2 separate regions of the Homo sapiens genome follow, and region 2 is linked to region 1. A link is an interaction called in ENCODE POLR2A ChIA-PET data of the cell type or tissue named here. Cell type or tissue: CD4-positive, alpha-beta T cell. All regions are shown on one strand. Links, peaks and the distances in the headings refer to the core of each region. The heading gives the core; the rest is flanking DNA.

Region 1 (6,068 bases), core at 1,069-6,068:
AGCCATACCATTACTGGGCATACACCCAAAGGATTATAAATCATGCTGCTATAAAGACACATGCACACATATGTTTATTGCGGCACTATTCACAATAGCAAAGACTTGGAACCAACCCAAATGTCCATCAATGATAGACTGGATTAAGAAAATGTGGTACATATACACCATGGAATACTATGCAGCCATAAAAAGGAAGAGTTCATGTCCTTTATAGGGACATGGATGAAGCTGGAAACCATCATTCTGAGCAAACTATCGCAAGGACAGAAAACCAAACACCACATGTTCTCACTCATAGGTGGGAATTGAACAATGAGAACACATGGACACAGGGTAGGGAACATCACACACCGGGGCCTGCTGGGGGGTGGGGGGAGGGGGGAGGGATAGCATTAGGAGATATACCTAATGTAGGCTGGGCGAGGTGGCTCACGCCTGTAATCCCAGCACTTTGGGAGGCCGAGGCCGGTGGATCACCTGAGGTCGGGAGTTCAAGACCAGCCTGACCAACAGGGAGAAACCCCGTCTCTATTTAAAAAAAACACACAAAATTAGGTGGGCGTCGTGGCACATGCCTGTAATCCCAGCTACTCCGGAGGCTGAGGTAGGAGAATGGCTTGAACCCAGGAGGCAGAGGTTGCTGTGAGCTGAGATTGCACCATTGCACTCCAGCCTGGGCAACAAGAGCGAAACTCCATCTCAAAAAAAAAGGAGATATACCTAATGTAAATGACAAGTTGATGGGTGCAGCACACCAACATGGCACATACATACTTACGTAACAAACCTGCACGTTGTGCACATGTACCCTAGAACTTAAAGTAAAATTAAAAAAAAAAAGAAGAAGATTCACCCTTCTTACCCTGACCCCTTGTCTTGTATGCAATAAATATCAGCAAGCCCAGCCATTCGGGGCCACTACCAGTCTCCGCATCTTGATGGTAGTGGTCGCCCGGGCCCAACTGTTTTCTCTTTATCTCTTTGTCTTGTGTCTTTATTTATTACAATCTCTCCTCTCCACACACGGGGAGAACACCCGCTAAGCCCTGTAGGGCTGGACCCTACAGCTGGTAATAGGATTTGATCTATATTTTGAGACAGAGTCTCTCTGTTGCCCAGGCTGGAGTGCAGGGGCGCAAACTTGGCTCACTGCAATCTCTGCCTCCTCGGTTCAAGCGATTTTCCTGCCTCAACCTCCCGAGTAGCTGGGATTACAGGCACCCACCACCACTCCTGGCTAATTTTTGTATTTTCAGTGGAGACGGGGTTTCGCCGTGTTGGCCAGGCTGGTCTGGAACTCCTGGCCTCAGGTGATCCGCCTGCCTTGGCCTCCCAAAGTGCTGGGATTACAGGCGTGAGCCACCACACCTGGCCATGATCTATATTTTTCAAAGACCCCTCTGGCTTCAGTGTAGAGCAGCAGTCTCCAACCTATTTGGCACCAGGGACCAGTTTTGTGGAAGACAATTATTCCACGAGCCGAGTGGGCGGGGGGTCATGAGATTCTCGTGAGGAGCGGGCAACCTAGATCCCTCGCATGTGCAGTTCCCAATAGGTTTCGCGCTCCTGTGAGAATCTAATGCGCGGCTGATGTGACAGGAGGCGAAGCTCAGGCGGTGAGGCTCCCTCGTCCACTGTTCACCTCCTGCTGTGCGGCCCTGTTCCCACCCGGGGTTGGGAACCCCTGGTGTAGAGAATGGGCTTTAGGGAGGTGAGTGACAGGAAGGAGACCGCTCAGGAGGTTGGAGCTTTTCCAGGAGAGAGGTGGCTTAGACTAGGGTGGAGTCGGTGGAGATCTTGAGAAGGGGTAGATGAAAGTCATATTTGAAGGTGGAGTGATGGGCTTGCTGATGGGCTGGCATTGAAGTAGACATGAGGGTGGCACCAAGGGTGTCTCCCAGACATCCTCTTGAATGGTTGCCGTGACATCATTTCCTGAGGTCGGAAATTGGGAGCTAAACTTCAATTTGAATTCAATTTGAATCCTGTCTCTACAATTCCCAACCACGTGACCCTAGACAGGTTGCTATTTTTTCTCCAGCCCTTTCCTTATTCAAAAGGGGAAAACCAGTAACTACTTTTGTGAGATTGTTTGAAGAGTCAATGAGACAACCCATGAAAATGCCCAGCCAGGAGCCTGAACCTTATCAATAACCTTATATTGGATGCCATTGCCGCTCCAAGATTTATTAGTATTTACTATCAAACTCAAGAGAGGAAACCAGCCTTGCATCCTGATGCTCTTGCAGGATTTTTCTCAGGTTCTAGCACTTGGCCTTGACTACTGAGAACTGTGATATTCCAGGCTGGAAAATATTTGCTGTCCCCAAAGGGCAGGTCAATGTGAATAATCTTTTTAATAATAACAATAATAATAATAGCTAATATTTGTAGAGCACTTATTATTGCTTGGCTCTTTTCATGGTTCATTTTATTTATTTCTTACAATATCCTACGGCGCGAGTACTTTTATTATTTTCACTTTACAGATGAGAAAATCTGAGGTTCAAGGGATTAAAGAATTTCTCCAGTGACCTCCAGCTATAAGTGGAAGAGAAGAGACTGGACTGCATCATAGGGATGTTCAGAGATCAGCCAGAAAGATCACCTTTCACAACAGGACTATGGGGCCCAGGCCCCATCCCTGTCATGCCCCTGCTCAGGTGTCTCAGGTCCGAGCGCCAGGACAAAGCCGGAGACTGCGCACTAGGACCGGTGCGCCTTGCTCACTGTCTGACTCTATCCCTCCTGCCCCGTCCACTGTCCCCACCAACGCCCTGCGCCCTCGTCCCTCTCAGTCCCGGTCCTCTCCACTCTAGCGCACTGCCCTACTCTGTCCGTACCCCCAGCCGCCGCCGCCGCCGCCGCGCCCAGTCCCTCGGTCGCTGGCCCGCCCTTCCCCGCCCCCTGCCCCCGGTCCCTCAGCCACTGCCCCGCCCCGCCCGTCCATACCCCTCCACGCCCCTCCCCATGTCCTGCCCGTCCCTCTCCATCCCCTGCACGCCCCGCCCCTCGCCCACTGCCCCGCCCCATCCCCTGTCAGTCCCGTCCATCGCCCACTGCCCCGCCCCGTCTCCTGCACGCCCCGCCCCGTCCCCTGCACGCCCCGCCCTCGCCCACTGCCCCGCCCCGTCCCCTGCACGCCCCGCCCCTCGCCCACTGCTCCGCCCCGTCCCCTGCACGCCCCGCCCTCGCCCACTGCCCCGCCTTCTCCACGCCCCGCCCCTCCCCGCCCCGCGCCTGCCGCGCATTGCAGACGCCCAGCGGCGCCAAGAACCCGGCCAAGCTGACTTGGCGACTCCTCGCAGCCCCTGCTCTGGCACGCCACACCTCAGACGAGGCTTTGAAAGTAGGGCGCAGCCTGAGAGGCCGGCCGGACCCCGAGTGCTGTAGGCGGGCTGGGAGATGGGGGCCGCCGCCACCCACATTCCCACACGCACCCGGCGCCGGCGCCTCACGCCGTGTTAGCTCGCGGCGCCAAGCCCGGAGGGTCCCGCCTGAGGAAGAAAGGTCGTCGCCCGCAGCCCAGCTGGGGCTGGAGGCGCGACCCGGGGTCTCCTCGCCCGCACGCGGAAGAAAATGGGCGCTGTGGCCTCAGTTTCCCTCTGTGAGCACCCGGCCCGGAACTCTGAGGAGTCGTCTGTGGAGGAGCCTTTGGCGTCCCCCTGCCCCTGAGCGTGGCCGTCAGCTCTTCCCAGCCCCTGCACTTTGCTTTCCCCTCCCTCACGCCCGGAAGGGTCTCGCCCTGCCCGGCTCAGCCCTCTCTCCCCACGCCCCTCTCCCAGGGTCCCCGCCCGGTCCCCTTCCGACCCCTTCCTCCCTCCCTTCGCTCCCTCCCCGCCACCGCCGCCACCCTGCCCTTTGCGGGCCGGTTTCCACGGAGTGGCCCCATCCCGGTGGCTTCACGTTGCACGAAGTCAGTTCAATCTGGAGACTGAAAAAGCCTCCGGGACGTGGGGCGGGAGGGTGCGGGGGGAGTTTGTGTGCGTATTTTGTGGGGAGGGGAAAAAGGTTAGGTAATATGTGCTCGGGAAAATCAATGTCTCAGGAATAGCAAATCTCAGGGTTTGGGTTTTTTCTTTGTTTGTTTTCTCTTTTAAGAAGTCCATCACTTAAAAAGTACATTTGATTTTTTTGAGACGGAGTCGCCCTCTGTCGCCCAGGCTGGAGTGCAGTAGGGCGATCGCGGCTCATTGCAGCCTCCGTCTCCCGGGTTCGAGCGATTCTCCTGCCTCAGCCTCCCAAGTAGCTGGGATTACAGACGCCCGCCACCGTGCCTGGCTACTTTTTGTACTTTTAGTAGAGACGGGGTTTCACCATGTTGGCCAGGCTGGTCTCCAGTTCCTGGCATCAAAGTGATCCGCCCGCCTCAGCCTCCCACAGTGCTGGGATTACAGGCGTGAGCCACTGCGCCAGGCCAAAAAGTACATTTTAAAAGTACCTCACACCACTGGGAGCCATTTAAAAAGATAAATAGGAATTTATTCCGAGAGAGCGAAACACACAGACTAAAAAGGAAAGTAGTGGAACCAGCGCAAGGTACAAGCCATATGCATTAAAATCTCCAGCTGCCCCGTAGGGGAACATGGTTTGGCGGATTGCGTCACCTTTAGTTGGGGCATAATGATTGAATTCTTGCGGTACAAATAGACACTGATGGAAGTTTACCTAAGTTTTTAATTCTTTCGCCGACTTTGTGTTCGTCTTGGCTCAGTTTTCTCTTTTATCAGTATCTTAAGTAGAAAAGAAGCAAAAAGAAGCTTCCATAGTGGCAGTGTAAGATTACTTATATGTAAGCAATAATTTGATTCTTCCCTAGAAGTCAACCAAAGTGCTATAACATCCCTTCTCATCTTTAGCTTAGTGATAGAGCCCTATGGTGTTACCAAGAATAGTACAGTTTGTAAAAATGTGCATTAATTCCTTCTCTTTGTTTTAAGTGAAGGTTTTCTTTTATCGTTCTTATTTCAAAACATTTAAATTTGATTCGTGTTTCTTCCCTTGCCTTCTAATTATTTTCTTATAGTTTCTTGTTTTCTTCATTTTTCCACTTTATGGAATGGAAACTCCACTCCACTCCACTTTTTGGAGTCCCGTGATTTTAACTTCAAAAATTAAAATATTGTTGAATAAACCAGAGTATCTTGAAGAGGGCAATGAAATTCAACACCTGCGTATAAATCAATAATCCAATCCTTCTTAAATTATTAAGTTTTAGAAAAGAGGTGCCCTGTATTAGCTTTTCTTGGTTTTGTCTACCTTTTCCTATTCTTGTTTCTTATTTCCATATCTTATATTTTCAGCCTTCCTCCTTTATTTGACCATGTTAGTAAGAAGAGAACTCAAATCCTTTTTTGGATAAAATAAGTGACATGTATGAAGAAATCATTAATCAGGATGCATTTAAGCCCGGTGTAGAGGTGTAGTTCACAATTTACTAGAGCTTTGTCATTAGGTTATAATTTTATATTCTAAATAAGTTTCTCTTATTTACAAGAGAATAAATTGTATTGAATAATTGAATTAGAACATAATCTGAATGTTATTTTGTAGAATTAATACATATTTTTCTTATAGCAATAAAAAGTTTTTGTAATAAAATTTTAAATTTCTTTTCGTGTTCTCTCTAGTTTGTTAAATACAAGTAAGGAACACAGGCAACATGTTCTACACACATGTGCTTATGAGTAAACGAGGGCCATTGGCCAAAATATGGCTTGCAGCTCACTGGGAGAAGAAACTCACAAAGGCCCATGTATTTGAATGTAATCTAGAGATAACCATTGAAAAAATTCTTTCACCCAAGGTATGTTACTGATTAAAATGATAGCTTGTATTTATCATGACTTTGGAGGAGGAAAGACATTAAGATACACTTATATCATGAAATACATTTTCAAGGAAGTTTTACTTGTCAAATGGTCTTTCCTTTAATTCCTATAGCATTTAGTGTTATAACAAACCTATTGGTTTCTGTTGGTAATTAACTTTTTCATATGTCTATCATAGATAGATTGGACCCTAAGGGACAAAGGCCATATTTTATGCGTATTCATATTCCTTTC
Region 2 (6,068 bases), core at 311-5,310, 95 kb before region 1:
TACATCAGTGCCTACCAAGAACAAACCTATTAAGTAAAGTTCCAAATGACTTATTTCCAGTTCTTTTTGTCTTTTAACTATGTTCCACAAAAGATGTAGGCAGAGTAGTGTGTTCCAAAGGTACTTAGATTAGTGCTTGTTTTTAAAATCAGTATAATGAAATTATCTGTTTTATATATAGTTAAGCTGATTTATGTCTGCTTTATTCCATTATAGGGATTTTCCCCCCATCTTCATTGACCTCCTCAGGGTTTTATTTTTTATTTTATTTTATTTTTTTGAGGTGGAGTCTAGTTCTGTCACCCAGGCTGGAGTACAGTGTGACTGTTCAAGCAATTCTTCTGCCTCAGCTTCCCGAGTAACTGGGATTACAGGTGTGCACCACCACACCCAGCTAATTTTTGCGTTTTTTTGTTTTGTTTTTTGAGACGGAGTCTTGCTCTGTCACCCAGGCTGGAGTGCAGTGGCGCGATCTCGGCTCACTGCAAGCTCTACCTCCCGGGTTCACGCCATTCTCCTGCCTCAGCCTCCCGAGTAGCTGGGACTACAGGTGCCCACCACCACGCCTGGCAATTTTTTTTTTTTGTATTTTAGTAGAGATGGGGTTTCACCATGTTAGCCAGGATGGTCTCGATCTCCTGACCTCGTGATCCACCTGCCTTGGCCTCCCAAAGTGCTGGGATTACAGGCGTGAGCCACTGCACCCAGCCAATTTTTGCGTTTTTAATAGAGACAGGGTTTTGCTGTTGGCCAGGCTGGTGTCGAACTCCTGACCTCAAGTGATGGGATTACAGGTGTGAGCTACCGCACCTAGCCACCCTCAGAGTTTTAGAGTGAGCTTGGCATCACTATAAATGCACAGTTATCAAACCTTAACCGAACCTCAGAACTGCCCAGAAACCCTGTTGCATTTAATAGTATCTAATCAGCAATACCCTCTTTGAACCTATTCCAGTCCTCACAGACTTTCAAACCACTGGCCTCCACATTCTGGCCACTCCTCATTTCTCCTCCCCTCTTCCATGCAGCTTCTGTGTGAGGAGGTCTTTTACATATTCCCCTCCTGCATGCCACCCTCCAGTGTATTTCCCACGCAGCAGTTGGACCAGTCTTTCAGACATAGATCAGATCATAGTTAACAACTCTGGCTTAAAACCCTTCAGTGATGCTGCTTCACACCCATTACGATGGGTAGTATCAGAATAACCAGAAAATAAACAAGCGTTGTCAAGGATGTGGAGAAATTGGAACTCTTGTGCACTCTTGGGAATGTAAAATGGTGCAGCCACTATGGAAAACAATATGACAGTTCTTCAAAAAATTACCGTATAATCCTGCATGTCCACTTCCGGGCATATACCCAAAAGAATTGAAAGTAGGTCTTGAAAAGATATTTGTACACCCATGTTCGTAGAAGCATTATTCACAGTAGCCAAAAGGTGAAAGCAGCTTGGCTGTCCATTGATAAGATGAATGGATGAACAAAATTTGGTATGTAAATACAGTAGAATATTATTCGGCTTTAAAAAGGAAGGAAATTCTGGCCCGTGCTACAACATGGATGAACCTTGAAGACATTATACTAAATTAAATAAGCCATTCACAAAAGGACAAATTCTGTGTGATTCTATTAAAAGTACCTAGATTAGTCAAATTTGTAGAGACAGACAGTGGATGGTGGTTGCCAGATACTGGGGCAAGAGGGGAATAGGAAGGGGAGTTAGTGATTAATGGGTACAGAGTTTGTTTTGCAAAATGAAAAGAGATCTGGAGATGGATGGTAGGTGATTGCACAACAGTGTTAATGTACTTAACAGTACTGAACACTTAAAAATGGTTAAGATGGTAAATTTTATGCATATTTTACCACAGTTAAAAGTCTTTAGGGAATACTCATTGCTGTTAGGATAAAGAGCACAATCCTTGATGAGGCCTTAAAGCATTCACCCCTTCAATCTCACCTTGTACTGCCTTCCCCGCATCCCTGTGCTTCAGCCACAGTGTCATTCTTCTGCCCTCTTCAGACCTCTTCCCTCTGTCTAAAGTGCTCTCCCTGACCTCACGTAGCCAACTCCTGTTTATCTTTTGGTTACCGATTTAAACGTCAGTTCCTTAGAGAAGCTTCCTCTGGCCCCCAGGCTTACAGCTTCAAAACATTTTAGTAAAATGTTTTTTTTGGAGTCAGGTTTCCCTCTGTTGCCCAGGCAGGCTGGAGTACAGTGGCACAATCAGCTCACTTATAAACAGGCCAAGCAGCCTCAACCTACTGGGCTCAAGTGACCCTCCCACCTGAGCCTCCCAAATAATTGGGTCTACAGGCATGTGCCACCATGCCCAGCCAGTTTTTTATTTTTTGTAGAGATGAGGTCTTTGCTGTGTTGCCCTGGATCAAAACATCATTTTTTAAGCATTTAATCCATCAGATATTTTACATTTACCTTCTTAGGGTTGGTCTTCCCTCCTTGCCTGTGATCTCCTTGAGGGCAGGGTTTGGGTGTCTTCTGCATGCAATAGACAAAGGGAGGGAAGGGGAAGTGAGCCAGGCCTGGCCGGCAGAATGCTGCGCCTCTGAGGAAAGGGGGAAGTGAGCCAGGCCTGGCCGGCAGAATGCCGCGCCTCTGGGTGTTGCACACTCCCTGACACCCTGGCCCCTCTTAGTGGGTAAGGGAGGGACATTTGGAGTGTGGTCTCTTGACTTCTTCACTCTGGACTTCCACTGGGAGAGAAATTGACAAAACCTGTGGAAGAACCTAGGAATTATACTGGCCATTCATGCTCATTAGAGCATTCCGTCTGTTCAGCAATACTGAAAGAGAATTGTGATCCTGTCTCTATTTGTTTTTTAAGTACATTTGTTTGAGGGGTTTGTGTGTGAGGGAGGGGATATGTGTTGTGTTTTGTTTTGTTTTTTGATTACTGTGAAATGAGGGACACAATAGTACTACCTCAGGGTTTTTCTGAGAATGGAATGAGATGTCAGCACATAGAGTGCTTAGCGCTTAGTCCAGCTCTTAGTAAAATACACAAAGGGGAAAAAAATGTGATCACCAGGAGTCATCTCCGTGGAAATGGGCGGTGAAAGCTGAGGTATGGCTCTGCCTCCTGATCAGAGGCCCTGTCTCCCTCCTATGCCTTTCAGCCATAGCTTCCTCCATGTAGCCCTCTTTATTAGGTCATTGTGGCATGTCTTGCCTCTTCCAGCAATTTGTGCTCCTCAGTGAGCAAACTGTGATTTGCTAAGAAATATAAACCTATTGTGTTCCATTCTGCTGTACCCTTTCTGTGTCGGATGAGATGGTAGGCTGTCTTTTGCCACAACCAAAATGGCAGTTGTTCTTTCAAGGCTTAGAAATTGTGTGAGAACTTCTCCTTCAGGACCTGGTGGTTTTTTAATCAGGCCTGAATTTTACACATGCCTAGGGAGATCAGAGGCCTCCCTCTGATCTGATTAAAAGGAAAGAAGACTTGAATTTACCCTCCCACCCAGCTTGGGCAGGCAAGCAGCTCATTTTTTACCCATGGATGTCCAATGGCCCCAACATCATTTGTTATTCCTTCATTGAATTACTTTTGAAACTTTGTCAAAAATCAGTTGTCTGTACATCTGTGGATCTATCTCTGGATCCCTTGTTCTTTTCCATTGATCTCTATGTCTCTTCCTCTGTCAATATTACTCTATCAGTATTGATTATTGTAGGCCTTAATATTGAGTAGAATAATTCCTCCCACTTTTTCTTCGTCAAGGTAGTTGTAGCTATTCTAGGTTCTGTGCCTTTTCTTTTTTTTCTTTTTTCTTTCTTTTTTTTTTTCTTTGTTTGAGACAGAGTCTCACTGTGTCTCAAAAAGGCTCAGGCTGGAGTGCAGTGGTGTGATCTTGGCTCACTTCAACCTCTGCCTCCGGGGTTCAAGTGATTCTCCTGCCTCAACCTTCTGAGTAGCTGGGACTACAGATGCGTGCCACCATGCCTGGCTAATTTTTTGTATTTTTAGTAGAGACGGGGTTTTACCATGTTAGCCAGGATGGTCTCGATCTCCTGACCTCGTGACCCACCCATCTTAGCCTCCCAAAGTGCTGGGATTACAGACGTGAGCCACCGCACCTGGCCTCTGTGCCTTTTCATATAAACTTTAGAGTAAGCTTGTGTATATCTATGAAAAACCTTGCTAGGATTTTGATAGGAGTTGCATTAAACCTATAGATTAGTTTGGGGAGAATTGACATTCTTGCTATGAACATGATATATCTTATCTCTCCATTTATTAATATTTAGGTTTTATTTGATTTCCATCAGTATCATTTGTAATTTTCAACATATAGATCCTGTACATAGCTTGTTATTTGTTTAAAGCAGAAAGGGAGATGATTATGAATGGCATATTCTGTCCTTTGTTTTGGTTTTCAAATGTTCATTGTTAGTGTGTAGAAATGTAGTTGATTTTCCTGTGTTGAACTCTTCTATCCTGTCACCTTGCTGAATTCAAGGTGTTTAGGGTTTTTTTGTTTTTTTTTTTTTTTGGTAGATTCCTTGGGAATTTCAGGGTAGACTATCATGTCATTTGCAAATAGGGACAGTTTTATTCCTTACTTGCTAATATGAATGCCTTTTGTTTTTCTTGCCTTATTGCAGTGGTCAGGATGTCCAATATTATGTTAAATAAGAGTGATGAGAAAGAATATGCTTTCCTCGTTCCCAATCTTAGGAGCAAAGCATTCAGTCTTTCACAGTAAAGTATATTGTTAGGGGTAGGTTTTTTGTAAATGTTCTTTATCAGGTTAAAGAAGTTCCCCTTTATTCTTAGTTTGTTGAGAGTTTTTAATCTTGAATGGATTTATCATGTTGGATTTTGTCAAAAGCTTTTTTCTGTATCAATTGATATGATCATATGATTTTTCTTCCATAGCTTATTGATATGGTAGATTACGTTGATTGATTTGTGACTATTAACCAGTCTTGCATGCCTAGAACAAATCATACTTGGTCATGGCATATAGTTCTTTTTATACATTTTTAAATTCAATTTGCTCATATTTTGTTGAGGATTTTTTTTGTGTGTAAGTTCATAGGATATACTAGTCTATATATGTGTATATATATATATATTTTTTTTTTTTTTTTGGTGTAGTCTTTGCCTGGTTTTGATACCAGAGTAATACTGGTCTCATGAAATGGATTGGAACGTATTCCCTCCTCATATATTTTCTAGAAGTGACTGTAAAATTGGTGTTAATTCTTCTTTGAATGTTTGGTAGAATTCTTCCTGAAATCATCTGAGCCTGGAGATTTTTGGTTTTTGTTTTTTTATTTTATTTTTTTAGAATGTTAAGTGTAATTCAGTTTCTTTAATGGAACTATTCAGATTATCTATTTCATTTTGGCTGAGTTGTAGTTTATGGTTTTTAAGAATTGGTCTATTCTGAGTTGTTGGATTAAGTTGTTCTTAGTATTCTCTTATTATCCTTTCAGTGGCTACAGATCTATTGTAATATCTCCTGTTTCGTTCTTGTTATTGGTGACTGTGTCCTCTCTTTGTATTTGTCAGTCTCGCCAGGAGTTGGTCAGTTTTATTCTTTTTTTTTGAAGAATTGACTTTGTTTCATTTTCTCTCTTGTTTTTCTTTTTTATTGACTTCTGTTCTTACCTTTATTACTTCTGCTTGCTTTGAGTTAATTTGCTCTTCTTTTTCTAGGTTCTTTAGGTCAGAATTTTGGTTATTGATTTGAATTCCTTCCTCTATTTTGATGTAAGCATTTAGTGCTATGAGGTTTCTTCTCAGCAATCCTTTAGTTATATCCCACATATTTTCGTATGTTTTTATTTTCATTTTAATTCAGTGCTATATATTTCTTTTTTGTGACTTTGATCCAAGGATTTTCTAGAAGTATGTTGCTTAATTTTCATGTATTTAGAGAGTTAACTTTTTGTTTTGATTTCTGTTATGATTCCATATGGTTGGAGAACATACTTTATATGATTTCAGTTATTTTACATTTGTGAGCTTTGCTTTATGGGCCAGGATGTGGTTCATTTTAAAATACCAGTGTTTTAGGAAGCCTGGAGTCCTGCCCA

What was found. ChIA-PET counts read pairs that join two places held together with the same protein. Peaks named below come from ENCODE experiments on the same cell type or tissue, not always from the same donor. Only the 100,000 strongest peaks of a DNase experiment are listed, where the experiment ranks them.
Region 2: POLR2A ChIA-PET joins it to region 1 with 6 read pairs; 1 of 35 experiments calls an interaction of 5 or more read pairs at or near these places.

The regions. Positions count from the first base shown.
Region 1 is chr20:1,222,789-1,228,856 of GRCh38, forward strand. RAD21L1 (RAD21 cohesin complex component like 1) reads left to right here and starts at 3,256. Exons shown (of 14, transcript NM_001384355.1): 1 at 3,256-3,352; 2 at 5,634-5,809. The coding sequence starts at 5,666. RefSeq lists a silencer at 3,468-3,517. In CD4-positive, alpha-beta T cell, for the core only: a CTCF peak has its summit at 4,155; DNase peaks (open chromatin) are centred at 1,873, 3,173, 3,263 and 4,143; H3K4me3 peaks cover 1,876 bases; H3K27ac peaks cover 256 bases.
Region 2 is chr20:1,128,469-1,134,536 of GRCh38, forward strand. All of the region lies in intron 3 of PSMF1 (proteasome inhibitor subunit 1), which reads left to right. Among named protein-coding and RNA genes, the nearest start is that of PSMF1, 13 kb to the left of the region's middle. In CD4-positive, alpha-beta T cell, for the core only: no CTCF peak of the experiment used is centred there; a DNase peak (open chromatin) is centred at 2,563.